Linked DNA regions of Homo sapiens: region 1 is linked to region 2. A link is an interaction called in ENCODE POLR2A ChIA-PET data of the cell type or tissue named here. Cell type or tissue: GM12878. All regions are shown on one strand. Each heading gives the region's core, and the rest is flanking DNA. Links, peaks and the distances in the headings are about the cores only. Region 1 overlaps MKLN1 (muskelin 1). Region 2 has its middle 54 kb from the start of MKLN1-AS.

The links. Peaks named below come from ENCODE experiments on the same cell type or tissue, not always from the same donor. Only the 100,000 strongest peaks of a DNase experiment are listed, where the experiment ranks them.
Region 1: POLR2A ChIA-PET joins it to region 2 with 6 read pairs; 4 of 35 experiments call an interaction of 5 or more read pairs at or near these places.

What each region holds. Positions count from the first base shown.
Region 1 is chr7:131,331,114-131,343,644 of GRCh38, forward strand. The region is part of intron 1 of MKLN1 (muskelin 1); the gene reads left to right. LOC124901747 (a long non-coding RNA gene) reads left to right here and starts at 8,532. Exons shown (of 2, transcript XR_007060525.1): 1 at 8,532-10,275; 2 at 11,512-12,531. In GM12878, for the core only: no CTCF peak of the experiment used is centred there; no DNase peak of the experiment used is centred there.
Region 2 is chr7:131,267,281-131,279,811 of GRCh38, forward strand. It overlaps a transcript of MKLN1 not described here. Among named protein-coding and RNA genes, the nearest start is that of MKLN1-AS, 54 kb to the right of the region's middle. In GM12878, for the core only: no CTCF peak of the experiment used is centred there; a DNase peak (open chromatin) is centred at 5,921.

The sequences.
Region 1 (12,531 bases), core at 3,414-8,413, 63 kb after region 2:
TAATATATGCAAGATGCTTTTTGTATACAGTTTTGTTTAATTCTTGGTACATACCTGTAAGATAGGTATTTTATATATGTTTTGTGGAGGATGAAACTGAGGTCCATACAGGGTAAGTAGCTTGCCCAGGGTCATATAGTTTTCCAGAGGCTTGCCAGGTTTTCTGACTTAAAAACTATTGCATTGTGACTTTAATAACAGTCACCACTTATTGAGTACTTTCTATTCTTCAGGCACTGTACTGAGCATTTAGCATGTGTTCTTTGATATAATAGTCTTCACAAAAACCCTATGAGATAAATATTATTATTCTATTTTAGAGCTAGGAAAAGTGAGATTTAGGGAGGTAAGTTAACTTGCCCAGGTCTAAGAGTTGAAAATGTAAGAGGGGCAGGGCAGGGTGGCTCACACCTGTAATCCCTGCACTTTGGGAGGCCAAGGCAGGAGGATCACTTGTGCCCAGGAGTTTGAGACCAGCATGGGCAACACAATGAGACCCCATCTGCAATAATAATAATGATGAGGAGGAAGAAAATGTAGGTGATAAGGTTCTCATATTGGGCCTTTTGACTTCTGTTACGAAAGCTGTTCATTATTATACATGGCTATTGTATATGTCTAATTGAGATTACAGATAAGCGCTCTAAGGTTAGAACAGCAAGAGAGGGAAAAATAGATTTTATCTTGATGTTTAAGATTTTAGTATACTCATATGAGAACTGGGAGAAACTTTGAAAGTATTTTTTACATATTAGGTAATTTCATTGGTATAGAATGATTCTTATCTTGTTTACATATTATTGAATGACTTAGATAATTTAGATGATAAAATCTGATAGATTTTTAAGTGTGTTTACCTTTTTCCTGTTAGTCTTATTACTTAAAATCAAATAGTACTTAAAATAGTACCTTGTGTCAACATGTGATTGATTCATGGTTCAGAGTACAAGTGTTATGATTTGACAACTAGAATAGAAGGTGAATTTATTTCAACTCTTTTCAAAACTAATTTTAAAATTTCACATTTAAAAATGAATATAGGCTAGGCACGGTGGCTCATGCCTGTAATCCTAGCACTTTGGGAGGCTGAGGCAGGACCATCACTTGAGACCAGGAGTTTGAGACCAGCCTGGGAAACATACCCCATCTCTACAAAAGAAAAAAAATATATAAATATTTATATATTTTTATTACATAAAATATATGTGCATAGTTATATATTATTATGTTAAAAATATGTAAATATATATATATTCTTTTCTTCTTTGTCTCTACAAAAGAAAAAGACAGCATCTCGTCAATACCCCATGTCTAAGAAAAAAATAGACACTTTTTATATCATATATATTAAAATATATTTTATATATCTTTTAATATATATTTTGATGTAAAAAATGCTCTATGTTTATTATCGAATATTTGTAAAATATGGACCCACAGAAACAAAATTTAAATTACCCTTGATATCACTACCTAAAGATTACTAGTCACCCTTTAAATACTGTTTATTATCATTCCAGATCTTTTACTGTAGATGTATGTATTTTTCAATTTACTGTTGTCCTGTTTGCTGTTCTGTATTTGCTTTTTCCTCCTTAACATATAGTAAATACTTCCTTATGTTATTAAATATTCTTCTATATTGTATTTTTTTTCTTTTTTTTTAAAGGGACAGGGTCTTGCTCTGTCACCCATGCTGGAGTACAGTGGCATGATCATAGTTCACTGCAGCCTCGACCTCCTGGGCTCAAGCGATCCTCCAGCCCCAGTTTCTCAAGTAGCTGGGACTACAGGCACATGCCATCACGCCTGGCTAATTTTTTTTTTTTAGATGGAGTCTCGCTGTGTCACCCAGACTGGAATTTAGTGGCACCATCTTGGCTCACTGCAAACTCTGCCTCCTGGCTTCAAGCAATTCTTGTGCCTCAGCCTCCTAAGTAGCTGGTATTACAGGCGTGCACCACCACGTCTGGTTAATTTTTGTATTTTTGGTAGAGACACTGTTTCACCATGTTGGCCAGGCTGGTCTTGAATTCCTGACCTCAAATGATCCACTTGCTTTGGCCTCCCTAAGTGCTGGGATTACAGGCATGAGCCACCATGCCCAGCCAACCATGCCTGGCTAATTTTTTAAATTTTTTTGTAGAGATGGGGTCCCACTATGTTGCCCAGGCTGGTCTCCAGCTCCTGGGCTCAAGTGATCCTCTCACCTCAGTGCCCCAAAGTGCTGCGATTGTAGGTGTGAGCCACTGTGCCCAGCCAAAATTTATTATGGATACATTATATTCCATGTAATGACTTTATGTCATTTTGTTTAATTGGTCCCGTGTTATTAGACATTTAGGCTTTGTGGTTTTATTTTATTTTCATTTGTGTTTCTTGTTATTTGACTATTATGAGTCATGAGGTAGTTTTGCTTTACAGAAATTTTTTTTTTTTTGAAACGGAGTTTCGCTCTTATTGCCCAGGCTGGAGTGCAATGGCGCAGTCTCGGCTCACCGCAACCTCTGCCTCCCGGGTCCAAGCGATTCTCCTACCTCAGCCTCCCAAGTAGCTGGGATTACAGGCATGTGCCACCATACCCAGCTAATTTTTTGTATTTTTAGTAGAGACGGGGTTTCTCCGTGTTGGTCAGGCTGGTCCCGAACTCCTGACCTCAGGTGATCCGCCCACCTCGGCCTTCCAAAGTGTTGGGATTACAGCCACCACACCCAGCCTGGAAAAAAATTTTGAACTCATTGGTGATAAATTCCTAGATGTTGAGTTGCTGGATTAAAGGTATCAGTTTATTTTCCTTCTATCTGTGTAGACTACTCTGAGTTCATTTTGGCATTATCCTTGGTAATTTGGAAGAAAACATATTTAAATCAGAGACAGGTCCGTAGAGATGTCTAGAGGATGCTTATATAATTCAAAAGTGATAATGCTCCCAATAACTTTTTTGTTTCTTCCTTCTCTATCCCTTTACTTTAGCTTTTAAGTGAATTTTGATTTTATTAATCACATATAGTTGAAAAATAGAATATATTTATTGTATTTGGTGTACAGATAATGGTGGTTATGAAAATGGATTTGAGGTCTTGTTACAATAATTCTGTAGGCTCCTGCAACCCAGAATTTGTGAACCACTAGTTTGGAGGCATGCAACTCCCAGGAGACCGGATACTATTATGCCCTTCCTTTTCTCCCTTTTCTCCCTATCTTAAACTGAGATTTAAGGACACTGGCCCTGTTTGGGAACCTTACTGGCCACTGAAAGTTCTGTGTTTTTCAGTCTGGGACTCTTAGAACTTCAGAAAAATAAAAACACTCAAGATGGAAGAAATGTACTCAGGATGAGAATTTGAGTCTACAGAGCTGATTCCTAGAATTAGATATTTGTGACTTTTGGCAAGTTATGATTCTTTTCTGAGCGTCAGTTTCTTGTGTAGAAATACTTTTTATCTTGATCAAATGTTGAGAGGTTTATGTACAATTTTTTGGGCACATGGGTAAATGGTTCTATTATTTGCGTTAACTTTTAGGTAAATATTTAAATAGATTTTTAATAAATGATTTTTGGCCTGATACAAAGACTTTGTGATGTTTTACGTGTAGATAAGATACATTTCAGCCACTTGTGGCAATGAGTTTGCTGTATTTCAGTCATTCAAAAATCGTTTTTGGAAATATGAAAGATTTTCTAGACTTTAATTTTAGAGATACAGCTATTTATAGACATTTTAATATGTATAAAATGTTTCAAAGAATGTACAGTTGAGAATTTAGAGATCCCTAATTACTGTTTGTTTATAATACCATTTGTCAGAAATCTCTGATAAGAGACAATAGAAAATTTATAAAATTTCTAGGTCTTTATAGGTTCAATCTTAGGATAGTTGATCCGGGTATCTTCTCTGCTACCGGATTTCCCAGGGCTTGTTTTGTGAATGGCTGGTTCTGTAGATTGTTGCTTATTAAGGGGTGGTCAGATAAAGCTCTGAGAAGTCCAGCAGTATTAAAATCTATTAATATGGGGGACTTTTGAAGAAAATATTTTTTAACATCTTTGCACATTGGGAAGATGTTTCAGTTAGAAAATTTTTTTGTTGTTGTTTAATGAGAACTTCAGGACTTGGTTACGAATATTTCTAAAAATCTGTGAAGTCAAAGTAACATTCTGTAGAATACTGTGTATGTATATTTATGCTGTAGATAAACAAAGATATTGTTTGTTTAATGGGTTTTGCTTATGATGAAATTTTACTGATTAAGATTAATCCATGTTTAAAAAAGTATACAAAGAGAAAGGAAATATCATAGTCATTATCTAGGAATAATTTAAGTAGTCTAATATAAATCTGTCCCTAAAAAAGTTGTTGAATGGCAGCTAACTAGATTGAAGTACCCTAACATAACTTATATTTTGAATTGGTTGTTAATAATAATTGGAAAACTAGGCTATGTTTAGTCCTAAGACTATAGGGTTTCCTCTCAACACATTTTAGCTGTATCCCACAAATTGTGGTATGTTACATGTTCATTATCATTTATGCAAAAATGTTTTTCAGATTTTATTTTGGCTTATTCTTTGACCTGTAGGTTTTTTTTTTTTTTTAACAAATGTATTGCTTACTTTTTGAACGTTTGGGGATTTGCTAGTTATCTTTCTGTTACTAATTTCTTAATTTCACTATGATTAGAGAACACACTCTGAATAGTTTCAGACCTTTATTGATACTTATTTTATGGCTCAGCATTTTTATAAATGTTTATGTACCCTTGAAAAGACTATGCATTCTGCTGTTAACTACTGTCTTCTATGTACTTTGTTAAGTTCAAGTTTGTAAATTGTGTTATTGTGTTGTACAAATCTTCTCTATCCTTACTGAATTTTTTTTTTTTTGCCTTTTTTTCTATTCATTACAGAGAGAGGTGTCTTGAGGTTAAGTGTCAAATGTGTCTTACTGTGATTGTGGATTTGTATATTTCTCCTTTTAGTTCTATAAAGAACTAAACTGTATGCTTTATGTATTTTGAAGTCATATTACTAGGCACATACAAACTTATCTTTCTAGTACATTGGCTCTTTATCATTATAACATGTCCCTTTTTATCTCTAGTAACACTTGTCTCTCGCCTCAAAGTCTTCTTAGCTACACCTGCTTTATTTTGGCTGCTGTTTGCTTGCATGGTAAAACTTTCTCTCTCCTTTTTGCTTTTAATGCTCCTGTAGCTTTATATTTGGGGTCTGTTTCTTGTTAAGAATAAACAGATTTTTGTTTGCCTGTTTTTAATTAAATCTGAAATATATTTAGCTCATTAATGGTAAATATAATTATTGATAAATTTGGGTTTATGTCTGTCATTTTATTGTTTTCTGTTTGTCCTACTTGTTCTATATTCTATTTTCTCTCCATTGTTGCCTTCTTTTGGATTAATCAAGTGTTTTAAAAATATTATTTTATTCCTCCCTTTGTTAGCTTGTTAGTTATATATTCTGTTACTGTTCTTTTGGTGGTTACGCTAGATCACCACAAGCTTTCTTGTGGTACATTAGAGTTGCATATTCATTAGGATTTTGAAAAACAACATCTCAGACATTGTTAGGACCCTAGAAAACTTTAATAGCATTTATCACTCTCCTGCTTTTATGTTGTCATTGTCATGCATTTCACGTCTACATTTAAATCCAGAGACTGTTGTTTTGTACAGTTAATATTTACCCTTTCCATTGTTCTTTATTTCCTTTTGTATTTACATGCTTCCATCTGAGATTAATTTTCCTCTGTCTGAAGAACTCCTTTTAGGGAGTTTGGTGGTACTGAATTCTCAGTTTTTGCTTGTTTGAAATTTATTTATTTTCATCTTTGAAGAATATATTAAATGACTGTACAGTTCTACATTATTAGCTGTTATTTTCTTGAAGCACTTTAAAGATCTCAGTTCATTGTCTTCTAGCTTCCATTGTTTCTGTTGCAAAATCAGCCGTCAGACTTACTGTTGCTTCTTGGAAGGTAGTATGACTTTCTTGTTCAGCTGCCTTTCTTTTTGTCATTCTCTTTTTCTTTAAGTTTAAACAGCTTTCAGTGATGCACCTAAGAATGGTTTTGTTTGTACCCTGTTTGGCGTTTCTGGCACCTCTTGAATTTGTAGTATGACTGATCAGCTGTGAAAAAATTTTGACTTTTTAAAAATATTGTTTCTGCCCCATTTTTGTCTCCTTTGCTCTGTGACTCCAATTAAATCTTTATTATACTTTTTATCCCCCATATGTCTCCTGCTCTCTTCTGTTATTTTTATGATTTTTTTCCTCCTCTTATCCGTTCTGGATAGTTTTTACTTGACTGTATTTCAGTTCACTTATTCTGAATTTAACTATGTCCAATCTGCTTTTTAACCCCATCTATTCTTAATTTTAGTTATAGTATTTTTTAGTTTTAGAATTATTTCATCCTCTCTTTTTAAGATAGATTCTAATTATGTGAAAATCTCTTGTCATGTATTTTTTGAGCATATTAATCAAATTGCTTTAAAGTCTGTGTCTGAAAACTTCAATATCTGTATCACCTATAGGCCTATTTCCATCATCTCTTTCCTTTTGATTTTGCATCTTGTTAGGCCAAATAATAATAATAGTTAATATATTTGTATATTAATGTATGTTAATTATATATTCTATTGTATATTATATAAATTATTACATGTGGATAATAACATAATAGTAATAATTATTATTAGGCAATTTTTTGATGGAGTGCCAGACATTATATGCAGAATTTTAGATACAAATTTTGTATCTATAATGATACATTTCCCCAGATAGGATTCACATGTCTTCAGATTCACCCATCTTCTTGCAGGCAGATAGAGATCACTGCAACTGTCAAGGACTGAGCTGACTTGAGGTTGGGTTTTCAGCCTTATAAACCTTGTTCTACCTGTAGTTTGCTTCCAACTTGGTAGCCCCCTAGAGATCTCAATTAAGAGATTGGGTATTTTTAGGGCTTCTCTGGCTTTTTTTCTTTCCAGACCCATGAGAGTTTTAAAAGCTCCTTCTTCCTTTTTAATTGCTTTCTGCTGGCTTTTTAGCCTTTTGCTATGTGCAGTTTAAAAGCTGATAAATCCCTTAAGAGGAAAATCAGTACTGAGTGTCACATTTGTTCTTCTGTGCCTTCTTTCACTAGGGGATCTTGACTCCTCAAGACTTAGCTACCAAGTTTTGTCCCCCTACTCCCATGAAATTGCCAAAAGCTTTGCTGACTTCTCTGCCTCCTAGTGGCTGTCCTTTTTTGGCTTCTTAGCCCCTTGGCCTGTGCCATTAAAGAAATAGGTGACATGTCTTGAAAGGGAAAGCTGCACAGAATGTCAGATACCCTTCAGTGAGTTTCTTGCCACCTCAAGTCTTAGCTACCTCAGAAAGTCTGATATTTTAAGAACTTTCTCCCTATTTAATACAGTTTTTCTAGTTTAAGAGGGAGTGTTGATCTGCTACAGACTATTCCGTCATATTCAAAAGCAGAAATCTTTCTGTGTTTAGTTCTTTTGGAATAGAGTGTTATATCTTGTAGGCCTGTGAGTTTCTCATGGTTATATTAATGTAAAAACGTACGACTTGATCCCCAGAGTTCTTTGGTCTCTTGCTAAGTGTTTTCCTTCATTAACTGCTTATTCTTGCTATCTGATGGGAAAGAATTGTGGAACTTAAATACAGTTGACCCTTGAACAACATGGATTTGAATTTGCAGATCTACTTACACGTGATTTTCTTCTGCTTCTGCCACCTTGAGACAGAAAGGTCGATCCCTTCTCTTTCTCCTTCTCAGCCTACTCAACGTGAAGATGACAACAATGAAGACCTTTGTGATGATCCACTTCCATTTAATGAATAGTAAATATTTTTTCTCTTCCTTATAGTTTTCTTAATAACATTTTCCTTTCTCTAGCTTATTGTAAGAATATAGTATGTCATACACGTAACACATGAAATATGTGTTAATTGTCTATTCATGTTATTGATAAGGCTTCTAGTCAACAGTAAGCTATTAGCAGTTAAGTTTTATGGGAGTCAAAAGTCATACATGGCTTTTTCAACTGCATGGGAGTTGGCGCCCCTAGGCCCCACATTGTTCAAGGGTCAACTGACTGTAACATGATTTGTTAGCAGTTGTTTTATTCTTGTTCTTAGCCAAAAAACTGAGAAGTTATTGTTAAGCAGTTGTTTTAAATGCTTATTAAGAGTTAAAATGAGATTTTATTTTTGGTTTCATTGGTGATTTGCACATTTCTTTTGAGACTTACTTGTTTATAAGGTTAAGAAATTGAGAGTTGGTCGGGTGCACTGGCTCGTGCCTGTAATCCCAGCACTTTGGGAGGCCGAGGTGGGTGGATCACTTGAGGTCAGGAATTCAGCCTGGCCAACATAGTGAAACCCCGTCTCTACTAAAAATACAAAAATTAGCAGGATGTGTTGGTGCATGCCTGTGCTCCCAGCTGTTTGGGAGGCTGAGGCACGAGAATTGCTTGAATCCAGGAGGTGGAGGTTGCAGCGAGCTGAGATCGTGCCACTGTACTCCAGACTGGGTGACAGAGGGAGACTCAGTCTCCAAAAAAAAAAAAATTGAGAGTTTAATCTTTCTATAAGTATAGTATTTCCCTTCATATAATAGGATTTTTAAATTATTTACCTTTTTGTTAGGACTTTTATGGAATCTTATATTTATGTGAAGATGTAGGTTTAGAAGGAAGATAATTGGGTTTGGTGTAAACTTTGGTTTTGTAAATGTTAGTATTTAATACTTTAAAAATATTCCTACTTTTTTTTTTAGTATGACTAATATTTATTATGGCCAGTATCACCTATGTATTTTTTGTTAAAGAAGTTGTCTTATATACATAGAAATGGTATAATAAGCTACTTTAAACAACCCTGGATATGTTTCTTTTCCCTTCCTGTCACTGTCCTCTTTCTTCCCTTTTCCCTTTTGATTAAGAAGTTCCATCAGAAAAGTCATAAAATCTAACTCCTGTTTATTCTCGAGCTATCAGCTAAAATGTCACTTTCTCAGGAAATCCTGCCTGACCCCCCTTTCCCCTTTGTTCTGGCACCCATTCCCCTGGCCTTTAAATGCTTTCATAGCAGTGTGTACCTATCTATCATTTTTTACAGTTTGTAATTACGGCTTTTTTTTTTTTTTTTTTTTTGAGATGGAGTCTCGCTTTGTCGCCCAGGCTGGAGTGCGTGGTGCGATCTTGGCTTACTACAACCTCTGCCTCCCAGGTTCAAGCAATTTTCCTGCCTCAGCCCCCCCAAGTAGCTGGGACTACAGGTGCGCACCACCACGCCTGGCTAATTTTTGTATTTTTAGTAGAGGCGGAGTTTCATCATGTTGGCCAGGCTGGTCTCAAACTCCTGACCTCAGGTGACCCACCTGCCTTGGCCTCCCAAAGTGCTGGGATTACAGGCGTGAGCCACCGTGCCCGGCTTCCTGTAATTATGTATTAAAATGTATAATTACTTGATTAATAGCTATCTTCCCAACTAGACCAAAAACTCCATAGAATGTATGGAATTTTCCTCCATCATCCTTGTAGTCCAAGCATAATATTTATTAAATGAGTAAATGAGTGAATTAACTAGCCATTTTGATTAATTTTCTCTTTTTAGTGCAGTTTTGGTTTAGGACTGTAAGGAGTCATACTGGCCATATTCAGAATGTCACATTAGTGTTTTAAGTCCATTCTGTATTTTTTTCAATGAGTTTCAGCAAAATCTGAGAGTGTCTTAAGTGAAATTGGTTATATCTAGGGTGGAGGTATTATATTTGGAAAGACTTGTAACAGTAGAAAGCTTTTTATTTAAATCTTTGAGTTTTAAAATATTTTTATTATGAAGTTATTTATGATTTTATAGGTAATATTTTTAATGAGACCTTGAAAAATTTATAGAGTGCAGTTTATTACAGAATCTGAGTTGCCTAATAGTTTTTAATAGTTTTTGAGTATCAGTATTTTGATTAATTTTAAGTTAGGGATCATTTCCTCTAATTCTTTGAACATAATTATTTGTTGGTTGATTTTTTTTTTTAATGTAACAGTGTTTTTGAGATGTAATTTATGTACCATACGGTTCTTCTACTTTAGGGTATTAGATTCATGGATTTTTTGTACATTCACAGATGTGACCGTCATTGCAGTCAATTTTAGAACATTTTCATAATCTCAAAAGGAAAACTGTAGCCTTTGGCTATTATCCACTTATTCTTCCATCCCTGAGCAACCACTAAACTACTTTTGGTGTGTATAGATTTGCCTATTTAAGACATTTTCTATAAATGGAATCATATAATTTATGGCCTTTTGTGATTGGCTTCCATTTAGGATGTTGTTTTCAAAGTTTATATTGTATCATGTATCAGTACTACATCCTTCTTATTGCTGGTAAGTATTCTGTTGTATCGATATACCACATTATGTTTAGCCGTTTATTAGTACAGTGGTCCCCAACCTTTTTGGCACCAAGGACTGACTTTGTGCAAGGCAGTTTTTCCATGGATGGGGTGTGATGGGGGAGGATGGTTTCAGAATGAAATTGTTCCATTTCAGATCATCAGGCATTAGATTCTTATAAGGAACAAAACCAAAACAGCAACAACAACAGTGATTCTCATAAGGAGCACCCAACCTAGATCCCTTGCATGTGCAGTTCATAGTAGGTTGGTGCTCCTATGAGAGTCTAATGCCTATGCTGATCTGACAGGAGGCAGAGCTCAGGCAGTAATGCTTGCTAACCCACCGCCACTCACCTCCTGCTGTGCATCTCAGTTCCTTACAGGAACCAGTACTGGTCTGTGGCCTGGGGGTTTGGGATCCCTGCATTAGTTGATAGACATTTGGATTATATCCACTTATTGGCTATTATGAATAATGCTGCTATAATAAACATTCATACAAGTTTTTTGTGGACATGGTTTCATTTCTTGGGTATATGTCCAGCAGTGGAATTTCTGGGTCATTTGCTAACTATGATTTCGTTATTGGAGAAACTGCCAGATTTTTTGTTGATTTTTTTTTTTTTCTGTTATTATGTAGTGTCAAGAAACCGTTTAATGCATATGAATTGAAGCCCTGTAAGGAAAGTGATCATTTGGGATTAGATCGCAAATTGCTTGACTTCAAATGTATTACTTTGAGAATTTTCTGTGACAGTTTAGCTAGTCCTTTATCTTCCTTATTTTTCTTGAGAATACATGAATTAGCTCCCTGCCTTCATATTTGAAGATACATACCTATCAGTGTACAGACATGTACACACATAGGTACACATATAATACTTTGCTAAGCAGTTTGTGCTGGGGACAATAGTTGAAACTCGGTGTTTTTTCCTAAAATTTATATCGTTTGTTTATATATGAAATATCAAATGGGAGATATTTTTGGAAGCAGTGAAACTTGTTTATGAATTCTTTCCTTACACAAAAGAAGACAGGTTTTTTAAAAACAAATTAATCTTTTTCTCTTTGTTTCTTTCAGCATTGATGACTGGGAAGTGAGAGACATAGATTTTTGAAAAGCTGAAAATAACTTCTAGTTTAACAAAATAGTTTCTTCCAGAGCTTAGAATTTCAGATGATTGGAAAATTCATACATCTAGGTCTGAAAGTTTAAGTCTTTCGCATCTATGGAGATCTCTATTTTCTACAACCTAAAATGCTATGATGGGTGACAGGTTAAAGACAAACCTTTTTAAAAAATGTATATTTTTATTGCTATATAGTGGTATTATGGCTTTTGAAATTCCTATTTTTACCATAAACAGATTATTAGGTGCTTACTGATTCCAGATAATAGCCTAATCTATTAGAAGGTAGAAGAGAGAATCTCTGGTGATACACTGTCCATACATGGTTCAATAGGAGGTAGCAAAGGCTAAGTATGAGTAAGTGACAAAAGCAGTAAATGCTGCAGAACTGAAATTCAGAGAATTGCGCTTCCACTGTTGGGTAAGGCTTAAGGGGAGACTTTGAAAGAGGAAGATGAGCTATGCCTTCCTTTGGGTACTGATTTAATTTCTTTTGCCATTTTTTTGCATTTCTTGAATGTAGGAATTTATCCTTACCCATGTGCATATTCATCAGCTCCAATTTAGGAGATTGACTAGTGTAGCACGTCATAACCAGAAAGATACTTGGAGGTAGACTTTTCCCTAAAGTTTATACAAGACACTTAATGGGCTGGGTCCTTGATCATGTACTTCTTTCTTAGACTTTGTGTATATGAAGTGGTGTTCTTATCCTTATTTCTTTCCACATTCACCCTTTTTAATGCTTTTAGTAAGTCTTTTCAGTTTTTGTTAAGATTTATTTTATAGTTACACTATTGTATTTATTGAAGGTAGCTTGGCTGATACTGTTCCAAAGTCACTTGCCACTTTCCTCTCTGCATAATTAACATTTATTCTCCTCATTATTTGTCAATGAATTCCCTTCTGTTTATTTATAGTTTCTTTATGATTCTGCATATCAGAAGATAACAAGCACTTATCACAAATGC
Region 2 (12,531 bases), core at 3,861-8,860:
AAGATCCCACCACTGCACTCTAGCCTGGGCAACAAGCAAGACTCCATCTCAAAAATAAATAAATAAATAAATAAATATACATATAAATAAATGAGACTTTCTTCAACATCTCTTACCTCTTCCCTCCACCAGGGTCCTGACTATTTCCAAGTTCTTCTCTCTCTGTAAACACCCCCAGGATAGGAAGATAAGGTTGTTGCCCTTCCATAAGTGGGCTCAGGTTTACAATGAACAGCCAGAAGCTATCTAGCATTTACTAGAACTGTGGTCCCAGGCCCCTGCTAAACTTCATTTGGTGGGACATCTTTAGAGAGTTGACCAGTAGATTCCAGCTTTTTAATCTTGGTGTTCTGTTGGGCAGGTCAGATGAATTTGGAATATTCTGTTTTAAGCTGAATTTATCCCTTATTATTTTAAGGGCTGTAACAAGTTGTTTTTTAAATGTTTTCAGTCAGCATATCTTTATTTATTGTCCTTAATACCCAGAGGCTACTTGAAGAAAGACTTAATTTTCAAAGTCTGGTAAGTAAACAATAGTTTCCCAATAACATCTTCAGGCAAACACCCAAAGACTTCATTTTCACCACAGCATTTGGGTTCTCCATAATTGCCTATTAGTATTGTGCTCAACCACAACATTTTATAATAATTTAAAAAATATTACGTACCTCTAAACACAAAGTTTCTTACCAGTTTTTTTTCTTCTTTTTAATTACCATGTTTAACAAAAGACAAAAACAAGACAGGTTTAAGTGTGGTATTGACTAGACTCCAAACATATTAAATAAATCACATAGGCTGGGTTGGGTTTCACACGAGAACTAGTTTGGAGATGGTTATTCACTGTTCTCCCAAGAATATAAAAATGTCCAGAGGAGACAGTGAGATAAGGAGATACATGGCTTCAGCTCTGTGGGAATTTCTAAGGCTTTAAAATTCACTCCAGAATCCTGCAAAATTCCTTGATGTTGAGCTTGGCTGCTGATGCCTTCTTTTGTCTAGATCCTCTGAAGCCATGCACTGAGACTCCAGAAATTTACTCTAGTCTTTCTTTCTACTTGTGACCAAGAGGAAAGTTGGGCAAAGGGGTTGTATTGGTCAGATAGGCTAATTGTTATAAGAAATGACCTCCAAATTTCAATGGTTTGACCCCATGCAAATATTGTTCTTGTCAAGGTCCAATACGGATTGGTAGAGGTGGAGGTGTGTGGAATGTGGTGATTTGATTCTATGCAGTAATTCAAGCATATAACCTTCTTCCATCTTGGGGCTCTGTCTTCCGTGGGGTTCCCAGAGTCCTTTCCATCCAGCCAGTGGAAAAGAGAGCCTGCAGATAACTGCACAGGAGGACTGTTATGGGCCAGATCTGGAACTGGCACCCATCACTTTCACATGCCTTTGACTGAGCTCAGTCAATGGCCCTACATGTTGAGAGAGGCTAGGAAGTACAGTCTAGCTCCATGCTCAGCTCACAGCAGTTTCTGCCACATGGAAAAACAGAGAGCTCCTTAGAGCAGGCAGACAGTGCTGTTCTTGTATGTCGTCAAAGATGTGGAAAATAAATATGCTAACTTATTTTCAGTTTATTTAATGACCAAACCTACCATTAATGTCTCGGTCAGTTTCTGGAAAAAGTCCATCCCTCAAGCTCACTATTACCACAAATCAGTCCAAACTGGAACTTAACTTGTTCACACATAGGACTTTCCAGAGTTCCAAGATACCTGGACCAAGCCCATGCAGACATGCTGATTGTAAGTTGCGAACACACTTGCATGTTGCTCTTCTCATCAGATGGTTCTCATTACAAAATCTGGCAAGTCATCTGCCCAAAGCCATGTGGCATATCTAAACCAAACTTTCTCACATGGGACCTATGAAAAGAATAAATGTGTTATAAACATTTGAAAAACTGTCTTCATATCTGTTTTAGTCAGTTTGTGTTGCTATCCCAAAAAACTATAAACTGGGTAACTCGTAAACAACAGAAATGTATTGCCCACAGTTCTAGAGGCTGTAAAGTCCAAGATCAGGTCATCAGCAGATTTGACATCTGGTGAGGGCCTGCCTTCTAGTTCATAGAGGGCGTCTTCTTGTTGTGTCCTCACATGGTGGAACGGGCAAGCTAGCTCTCTGGGGTCTCTTTTATGAGGGCATGCATTTATCCCATTCCTGGGGGTTCTGCCCTCATGACCTAATCACTTCTCAAAGGCTCCACTGCATAATTTCATCACCTTAGGGGTTAAGTTTTAACATATAAATGTGGGGGAGACATAAACATTTAGCTCATTGCAATATGTCTTCATAAAATATTTTTAAATGTTTTCGTCTTTTCTCGATCAATGTATTTTTCACGGTTGTCATGACTCCGTTACTGTTTGCACTCTTTCTTCCTGTTTCTCTCATTAACCAATTTACAAAGGCTATTTCATAGTTCAGCTATTTTAGAGACATCCATTTGTCCTCATTTACTCACAGGCTAGCATTCCCATTGAGATTTTAGCTTCCTCAAATAATGTTTGTTATCATCTCATATAAAGAGGATGATGTACAAGGGAACACTGGTAAGGTTCTGACATGCACTTTGTGCCATTTTTCTAGTTATGGAGGTAACTTTTCTTTTCTTTTTCTTTTTATTTTATTTTATTTTATTTATTTTTTGAGATGGAGTCTTGCTCTGTCATCCAGGCTGGAGTGCAGTGGCATGATCCGAGCTCACTGCAACCTCCGCTTCCCAGGTTCAAGCAATTCTCCTGCCTCAGCCTCCCGAGTAGCTGGGACTACAGGCATTGCCACCACACCCAGCTAATTTTTTGTATTTTTAGTAGAGACAGGGTATCACCATGTTAGCCAGGATGGTCTCGATCTCCCGACTTCATGATCCACCCGCCTCGGCCTCTCAAAGTGCTGGGATTACAGGCATGAGCCATGCACCCGGCCTATTTTTATTTTTATTTTTTGAGACAAGATCTCACTTTGTTGCCCAGGCTGGAGTGCAGTGGCACAATCTTGGCTCACTGTAACCTCTGCCTCCCAGTTTCAAGCAATTCTCCTGCCTCAGCCTCCCAAGTAGCTGGGATTACAGATGTGCTACCATGCCCAGCTAAGTTTTGTGTTTTTAGTAGAGACAGGGTTTCACCATGTTGGCCAGGCTTGTCTCGAACTCCTGACCTCAGGTCATCCACCCGGCTTGGCCTCCCAAAATACTGGGATTATAGGCCTGAGCCACCGTGCCCAGCCTATGGTGGTAACTTTTCACTGGTCCATCTATGCTTTCCTATTATAATCCAAGTTATGCACTTAGGATGTGAATTATTGGGTTAAGGGTGCAATCTTCATTCATCTATTTATTCATTTCTTTTCCATTTGTTCATTCCAAAATAATTGTTGAGTACCTAATATGAGCCAGACAGTGTGCTAAATGCTGGAGTCAGAGCAAAGAATAATAGATATAAGGTCCCTACCTTCATGGAGCTTATGGGAGAGAAAGGTTCTAAATAAATGTTAATGCAAAATGTTAATTATAATAGTAATATTTATATAAATAGCTTATTTTAAAAAATGGATAACCTTGAATCACCTTTTTTTTTTCTTTTAACTGGGGTCTTTCCTCCTCTGTAAAAACCAGCTTCTTTTTAGGATAATCATTCATTGATTCTTTCATTTGCTCACTATTTAATTCAATTATTTATTTATTTATATTCATTCATTTGTTCAATATCATTGTAAAACTACTCCTTGCTATTCACTATGCTAAACTGTCAGAACACAGAAATAAAAATATAAGATTCGTGATCGCAGGGATCACAGTCCAGTTGAGGAGACTAGCATGTAAACTACACAGTACAACGTGATGAATGTCATCATGGAGAAAAGTGCAAAGTGCAGTGGGACCAGGAAAAGGAGGGGGCCTACATCTGCCTACCTAGGTCAGGGAAGGCTTCACACAGGAGGTAGCACTTCACAAAGGAGGTAGCACTGAGGTCTGAAGGGTGAATAAACCTTTGCCACGTTGAGGAAAGGCATGAGATGGCTACTTAACAATCAAAGATTTGAGGCCTGGCACGGTGGCTCATGCCTGTAATCCCAGCACTTTGGGAGGCCGAGACAGGCAGATCATGAGGTCAGGAGATCGAGACCATCCTCGCTAACACGGTGAAACCGTGTCTCTACTAAAAATACAAAAATTAGCTGGGCATGGTGGCAGGCACCTGTAGTCCCAGCTACTCGGGAGGCTGAGGCAGGAGAATGGCGTGAACCCGGGAGGCGGAGCTTGCAGTGAGCCGAGATCATGCCACTGCATTCCAGCCTGGGCGACAGAGTGAGACTCCGTCTCCTAAAAAAAAAAAAAAAAAAATTTGGCCGGGCATGGTTGCTCACGCCTGTAATCCCAGCACTTTGGGAGGCTGACGCAGGTCAGGAGTTTGAGACCAGCTTGGTCAACATGGTGAAACCCCATCTCTACTAAAAATACAAAAATTAGCCAGGTGTGGTGGTGCGCACCTGCTGTTCCAGCTACTCAGGAGGCTGAGGCAGGAGAATCACTTGAACCCAGGAGGCAGAGGTTGCAGTGAACTGAGATTGTGCCACTGCACTCCAGCTTAGGCAACAAAAGCGAAACTCTGTCTCAAAAAAAAAAAAAAATCAAAGATTTGTGCTGTCCTTGCACAGTATTACGTTTATGGAACTGGCCCAAACAACTTCCAATTCCCCGTACATCTCCATGGGGGCAGGTGACCAGTTCTCGTTAGTGGAATGTGAGCAGAAGTGATGTTGGTCATTGCTGGGACAGACAAAGACGTAAGTTTGCCTTTGCTTCCTTCTCCTTCCTGGCTGCCAGCTCTGGAAGCGAAGGCCTCTGAAGCTGAGAGGCTGGCAGAGCTTCAAAATAGAAGGACCCTGGGTGGAAGGCTACATGCAGCTGTTACATGGATAAGAAATAACCTTCTGTTGTGTTAATCTACTGACATTTCATAGCTTGCTTGTTACAGCAGCAAGCTCTACCATAATTAACCCAAGGCATATCAGGCAAAGCAAACAGTATGTGCAAAGGTTTATAAATGTTTCTAACATACAGTACATGCTCAATAAATATTTAATATTGCAGTCAGGGTATTAGGAGGAAGTACAAGTAGTCCAATATTGCCAAAGAATAAAATATGTGACTGGTAGGGGTGAGAGGAGGTTGGCTGGATTGAGAGGCATGGGCCAATCAAAAGAATTTTGGCTTACCCTCATGGGAAAAGGGAAGCCAATGAAGAATATGAAGAGGAGAGAGGCATGATCACTGGAGTAGCAGTGTATTAGTCCATTTTTATGCTGCTGATAAAGACATACTTGAGACTGGGAAGAAAAAGAGGTTTAATTGGACTTACAGTTCCACATGGCTGGGGAGGCCTCAGAATCATGGTGGGAGGTGAAAGGCACTTCTTACATGGTGGTAGCAAGAGAAAAATGAGGAAGAAGCAAAAGTGGAAACCCCTGATAAACCCATCAGATCTTGTGAGACTTATTCACTATCACGAGAATAGTACGGGAAAGACCAGCCCCCATGGTTCAATTACCCCTCCCCGGGTCCCTCCCACAACACATGGGAATTCTGGGAGATACAATTCAAGTTGAGATTGGTGGGGGACACAGCCAAACCATATCAAGCAGGGTCTCTGCAAAACATAGCAGCCAAGAATTTCCCTTAATTGTCTTCAAATGTAAAATGCTAATCCAAAGAGGAAAGAGAAAGGATGTTAGAACCAGAAGATATCACAGTCTGGTCAAACCTTGTTCAACAAGTGAGGAGAGTGAGTCCCAGAGAAGTTAAGTACCTTTGCCAAGATCACCCAGCTAGAACTTGGCAGGGCTGGGTACTAGAAGGCTCATCCCTGGTGCCAGTCCTACAGCCTTGCTCTTTCCACTGTGCCACTGTGCTTCAAAGCAGCTGAGACCAGCTGGTGTGCCTGTGTTTTCAGTTCCCTAATGAAGACACTGGGGATTCAGAGGCAGGGTATTTTCCATGGGCGGCTGTCCTTTCTGTAATTCCTCATCTGGCTTGAGCCTATTTTGGAAAAGGTCCATTTTTTTAGCATCAGATTTCCCTGGAGGACCACTGGGAATGTGCTTAGTGGCCTGTGGGGTGCCCCTGCACTTTCTGAGTTTTTGTGGAGAAGATAAGAAGAAAGTAGCAGTGGTTTGAGCTCCTGGAAACTCTGCCAGGTCCCTTGGCATTTGGGGAGTTTGTTGGCTCGCAAAGAGGGACTGTGGTTCAGCCGGCCAGTTGACTGTCCTTCAGGGGTCAGAGCAAAGCTTTGTCTGTCTAAAGGATCAGATACCTATGGCTGACTTTTTTTTTCCTTTTTTTTTTTTTTGTGACAGGGTCTCACTCTGTCACCCAGGCTGGAGTGCAGTGGCATAATCATAGCTCATTGCAGCTTTGACTTCCTAGGCTCAAGTGATCCCCCCACCTCAGGCTCCCAAGTAGCTGGAGCTACAGCGTGTGCCACCATGTCTTGCTAATTTTTTATGGGCAACATAGCGAGATCCCATCTCTAGAAAAACCCCTGGCTTCAAGTGATCCTGCCTCGGCCTCTCAAAGTGCTGGGATTATAGGTGTGAGCCACCGCGCCCAGCCTGACACTTTAATATCACTATCTTGTTCATCAATTCACTACTTCTGGTTTTCATATATTGTTAAGCTCATTCAATATTCATTATAATTGTTTTCACTCCATGTACCACCCAAGACAATAGATCATACATTTGTTTTTCAATAGCAAGTAGGAGTATAGGGACAACTGTGCTGAGGTCAGGCTCAGAGAAACATGACATGTCCTCTGACTTAAGTAGGAATGGGTATTATTAAGTTATTTTACAACTAGGGGTGCTGAAACATAAGTTGGGGACGGGGGAGGTCGTTTGTTCAAAGTCTCCAAGATAACTGGCAAAAATAGATTCCTTGATGATTTTTGGCCAAGAATTTTATAATCATCTTACTTCTTGTCCTTTGATTGTATCATCTTTGCCTTCCTTGTGTGTTGCCCAATTGCCAGCTCAGTTAGTTATGATAAGGTATTCAGATAAGATTGCTGCCGGGAGTGGTGGCTCACGCCTGTAATCCCAGCACTTTGGGAGGGTGAGGCGGGCAGGTGATCTGAGCCCAGGAGTTTGAGACCAGCTTGGGCAACATGGCGAAACCCCATCTCTACAAAAAATACAAAAATTAGCTGAGTGTGGTGTCATGTAACTGAGGTCCCAGCTACTGGGTAGGCTGAGGGGGGAGGATCACCTGAGTCCAAGCAGGTCAAGGCTGCAGTGAACCATGATTGCATCACTGCACTCCAGCCTGGGCAACAGAGCAAGACCCTGTCTCAAAAAAAAAAAAAAAAAAAAAGATGAGAGATGAGATTGCTGCCTCAGTCCCTGATGAGTGTCTTGGTGTCACTCAAAGACAAGCTCTTAAGCAGTGGCTTTGAAATTAGAGAGACATCTGACACTCACTACGAGAACTTAGGCAAGTTTCTTAACTTTGAGCCTCAGTTTCCTGCTATGTGATATGGGGCAATAATAAACACTAATCCCCTGTAGGGATTAAATAAACTAACATTTGTAAAGCTCCTTTCTTAGTGCTGAGACACACAGTTGTCTTTTAAATTATTTCCCTTCTTGGCCTCTGAGAAGATCTCATTAGTAACATTCTGTTACCCACTTTCCATCTCTGGTCAAGATGAGAAATGAGACCAAAGAATGAGCAGATGGAGACCGAAATATCACCTTTGTCTTAGTCAGTTTAGGCTGCTATAATAAAGTACCATTGGCTGGTTGGCTTATAAACAACAGAAATTTATTTCTCACAGTTCTGGAGACTGGAAATCCTAGATCAGGGTGCCAGCATGGTCAAGTTCTGGTAAGGGCATCTTCCAGGTTGCAGTCAATTCTTGCTGTATCCTTGCTTGCATTGCAGAAAGACAGCAAGAGAGCTCTCTGAAGGCACTAATCTCATTCATAAGGACTCTACCCTCATGACCTGATCACCTCCCAAAGGCCCCACCTCCTAATACCATCACCTAGTTTTTTTGTTGTCGTTGTTGTTGGTTTTTTTTTTTTTTTTTTTTTGAGACGGAGTCTTACTCTGTCTCCCAGGCTGGAGTGCAGTGCCATGATCTCGGCTCACTGCAACCTCCACCTTCCGGGTTCAGGTGATTCTCCTGCCTCAGCCTCCCGAGCAGCTGCGACTACAGGCATGCACTACAACGCCCAGCTGATATATATATATATATATATATATATATATATATTTTTTTTTTTTTTTTTTTTTTTTTGGTACTTTTTTGTATTTTTAGTAGAGACGGCTTTCACCATATTGGCCAGGCTGGTCTCAAACTCCTGGCCTCAAGTGATCCGCCTGCCTTGGTCTCTCAAAGTGCTGGGATTATAGGCCTGAGCCACTGCGCCCTGCCCATCACCTTGTATTGGTTAGGATATCAACATATCAATTTGAGAGGTTGTTATTCAGTCCATAACCACCTTGATTACTGATAAAGGCTGTTTATTGTGAAAGCTAATGGTACAGCTGAAGGTAGACAGCTGAAGGTGATGTAGACTTACTCACCCCGTCACAAGTAACAGCGTTTGACCAAGGCAGGCCTTCCCATGCTGGGATAGGGAGGTTGGGTCAGAAAGAAGACCCGGCCCACTGGAGGAGCAGGGCGCAATGATATCCTCACTCTGCGCAGGCAGATACATAGGGGAAGAAGGGAGGTGCTAGACTGTGTCGTCTTCACACATTCATCAATCAGATTAAGTCACTCCTCTAAGGAGGAAGAACGAGACAGGCAGGACAGGGAGCTAGGAGTGTCAAACTCCACAGGGAAGGAAACCACAGAAGCATTTCCTCCAGTGTCCCCCTCTCCTTTATTCTGGGCCTGTTGCTTTGGAAGATTCAGGTGCTGGTGGGAAGGTAAAGGCAGCTTCCGAGCACAAAAGGTTGGGAGAAAAATGTTGGGGAGAGAGGGAGAGCTAGGGTGGAGTCATCTGTAGAGGAAGAGCGATGTGCACTTGAATCCAGAAAGAAAAGTCTAGTTCAGAGTCAGGGGTTAGAGGTCTGAAGGGAGGTCAAAGTTCAGAGATCTGTTCTAGATGGGAAAGCACAGCAAGTGCATAACCAGAATTTCCAGGCATGGGAGAACATCCTAGGGCCAAATCCCGAGAGGATGGGGACAGCAGCGTTCCAATGGCACATGAAAGGTGGGTGAAAGTGATGTGTGTGTTGATTTGGGGCACAGTGTGGTTCACCATTTTTCTTTTCCCTCTTCACGACAACCAGTGATGTTTCAGATAATAGTGGCTGCATCAGTCTGGGTCTCTGAGGAAGATAAACTGGAGCAGAGTCACAGCTGACTTAACGTGGACAAGCAGCATGAATGGGATAAAAACTGTTGTTGTTGTAAGCCACTGAGATTTGGGGGTCATTTGTTCTCGTAGCATAATCATAACTTTCCTGATGGATATGCCACTATAACATATCATTTCCTTCACAAAAGACAGTGAAGGAGAACTTTCAGTGACTCTGTCTGACTTTTGAGGAGGAGTATTACAAATGTGACAAGCCTAGATGTGGTTGCTGATCAGTAGGTACAAGTCAGTCCCTGGCTGCATGACCTGCTTCCACACAGCAGCCTCACTCCCCACGTGGTTCAGATTTATGCTTTGATGACTTCATGACATGGATCTTTTAAGTCACCAAGGAAGAGCCAGATATATCAAGTGGCTTGATATATTTGTACTCAATGAAAGCTCACTAAATTCTTGTACAAGTATCTGTACTCAATGAAAGCTCACTAAATTCTTGTGTAATATTTAATAAGTGGATAAGAAGTTAATGGAAGGGGAAGGGAACGGTGAACAGAGGTTGATTAATGTACAAATATACAGTTAGAAGAAAGAAAACCTAATGTTTGATAGATCAGTAGGATGATCTGTATTGTAAACTATAGTTTACAACAATCAATTGTGCATTTTTTTTTTTTTGAGTTGGAGTTTTGCTCTTGTTGCCCAGGCTGGAGTTCAATGGCACAATCTTGGCTCATTGCAACCTCCGCCTCCTGGGTTCAAGCGATTCTCCTGCCTCAGCCTCCTGAGTAGCTAGGATTACCAGCGCCCACCACCATGCCCTGCTAATTTTTGTATTTTTAGTAGAGACGGGGTTTCACCATGTTGGCCAAGCTGGTCTCAAACTCCTGACCTCAGGTGATCCACCTGCCTCGGCCTCCCAAAGTACTAGGATTACAGGTGTGAGCCACCACACCCGGCCTTTTTGTATTTTTAGTAGAGACAGGTTTCACCGTGTTGGCCAGGCTGGTCTCAAACTCTTGACCTCAAGCGATCCACCCACCTCAGCCTCCCAAAGTGCTGGGACTACAGGCGTGAGCCATGGTGCCTAGCCAATTGTGCATTTCAAAACGGCTAGAAGAGGATAATTTAAATGTCTCTAGCATTTAAATATTTGTCTTTTCTTCTTTAAAAGACAAATATTTAAGGTGATGGATATCCCAGTTACACTGATTTGATCTTTACAAATTATATGAATGTATTATCACATGTACCCTCCCAATATGTACACCTTTTATATATCAACAAAAGTAAAGGAAAAAAGTTAATGGATTATGATCAATAGATGTAAGATCTGCCCATTCTCTCCTTTTCTCTTCTTTTTAGGGCAATTTTCTTTAGTCTTTCTCTCTTTTCCCCTCCTTTTCCTCCTTTATTTTATTTTATTTATTTTATTTTTGAGACAAGGTCTGGCTCTATTGAGCAAACTGGCATACAGTGGCGTGATCTCAGCTCACTGCAACCTCTGCCTCCTGGACTCAAGCCAATCTCCCACCTCAGCCCCCTGAATAGCTGGGACTACAGGCACACCACGCCTGGCTAATTTTTGTATTTTTTGTAGAGACAGGGTTTTGCCATGTTGCCCAGGCTGGTCTGGAACTCATGAGCTCAAGCGATCTGCCCACCTCGGCCTTCCAAAATGCTGGGATTACAGGTATGAGCCACTGTGCCTGGCCACCTTATTTATTTTTTATTGTTTTCTCTTCTTTATAATCCAGGTGATCCAATAATAACTATAACTATTATTATTTAGTTTAAGGAGGGGCCATATTCTAAGGCCCTTGAATGCAAAGCTTGTCCAGCTTTGAAGATGGGACCCAGGCATTCTTTTTCCATTGATAATACTTAGTTTAGGTGCTCATTATCCTCATCTGGAGCATTTTAACTAGAGAGTAGTAGTTGTGGTATTAATAGTAACAATAATTATTATTAACATTTATTGAATGTCTACTATGAACTTTTTTTTTTTAAGAGACAGGGTGTCATTCTGTTGAGATCATAGCTCACTGCAGCCTCGAACTCCTGGCCTCAAGCAGTCCTCCCAGCTCAGCCTCCCCAGTAGCTAGGACTACAGGCATGCACCAACCATGCCCAGCTAATTTTTAAAATTTAGTTTTTTGTAGAGACAGGGTCTTACTACGTTGCCCAGGCTGGTCTCGAACTCCTGGCCTCAAGAGATCCTCCCACCTCAGCCTCCCAAAGTGCTGAATTACAGGCCTGAGCCATTGTGCCTGGCCTATGAGGTATGTTTTTGCATGCACTGTTATTCAATTCTTAAACCAATCCTCTGGACTAAATGTAATTTTTATTATAATGCCACTTTGTAGCTAGGAAATGAAGATTGAGAGAGATTAAGTGAAACTTGGAGGTTAGCCACCTTTCATTCATCCAACATCCAACATATATTACTGAGTGTTTACTGTGTGCCAGACACTGTTTCAGACATGAGGCTAGAGCTGTGACTAAGACTATTCTCATGAAGCTTTTATTCTAGTGGGAGAGGCAGATAGGAAACTAGTAAATTAAGAAACAAGAGGATTTCAGTAATGATTAAAGCTATGAGAAAACTAAAATAGGGTAATTGACATGACTGACAGGAGTAGGGGGAGATTGTGCAACACTGGATAAGAGATTCAGAAGACCTAAATTATGTGAAGCCAGTAGTGCAACGTTTTGAGGTAATGATCTCATGACATGCATCTTTGCAAATGCAAAGATCCTGAGAGAGAATGAGCTTGGTATGATCAGCAACAGTAATTGAACTAGAATTCAAAACTGGGTCATATTTTTATTTCTTTTACAGCTTTAGTGAGATCTATTTCACATACCATAAAAAAAGTTGCCCATTTAAAGTGTAAAGTTTGGTCCAGGTGTGGTGGCTAACACTGGTAATCCCAACACTTTGGGAGGCTGAGTCAGGAGGATCACTTGAGGCCAGGACTTCAAGACCAGCCTGGGCAACAAAGAGAAACCCAATCTTTACAAAAAATAAAAAAGTTAGCTGTGTGGTGGTGCACACCTGTTGTCCCAGCTACTCGGGAGGTGGAGGTGGGAAGATCACCTGAGCCTGGCAAGGTGGAGACTGCAGTGAACCATGATTGCACCTCTGCATTCCAGCCTAGGTGACAGAGCAAGACCCTGTCTCAAAAA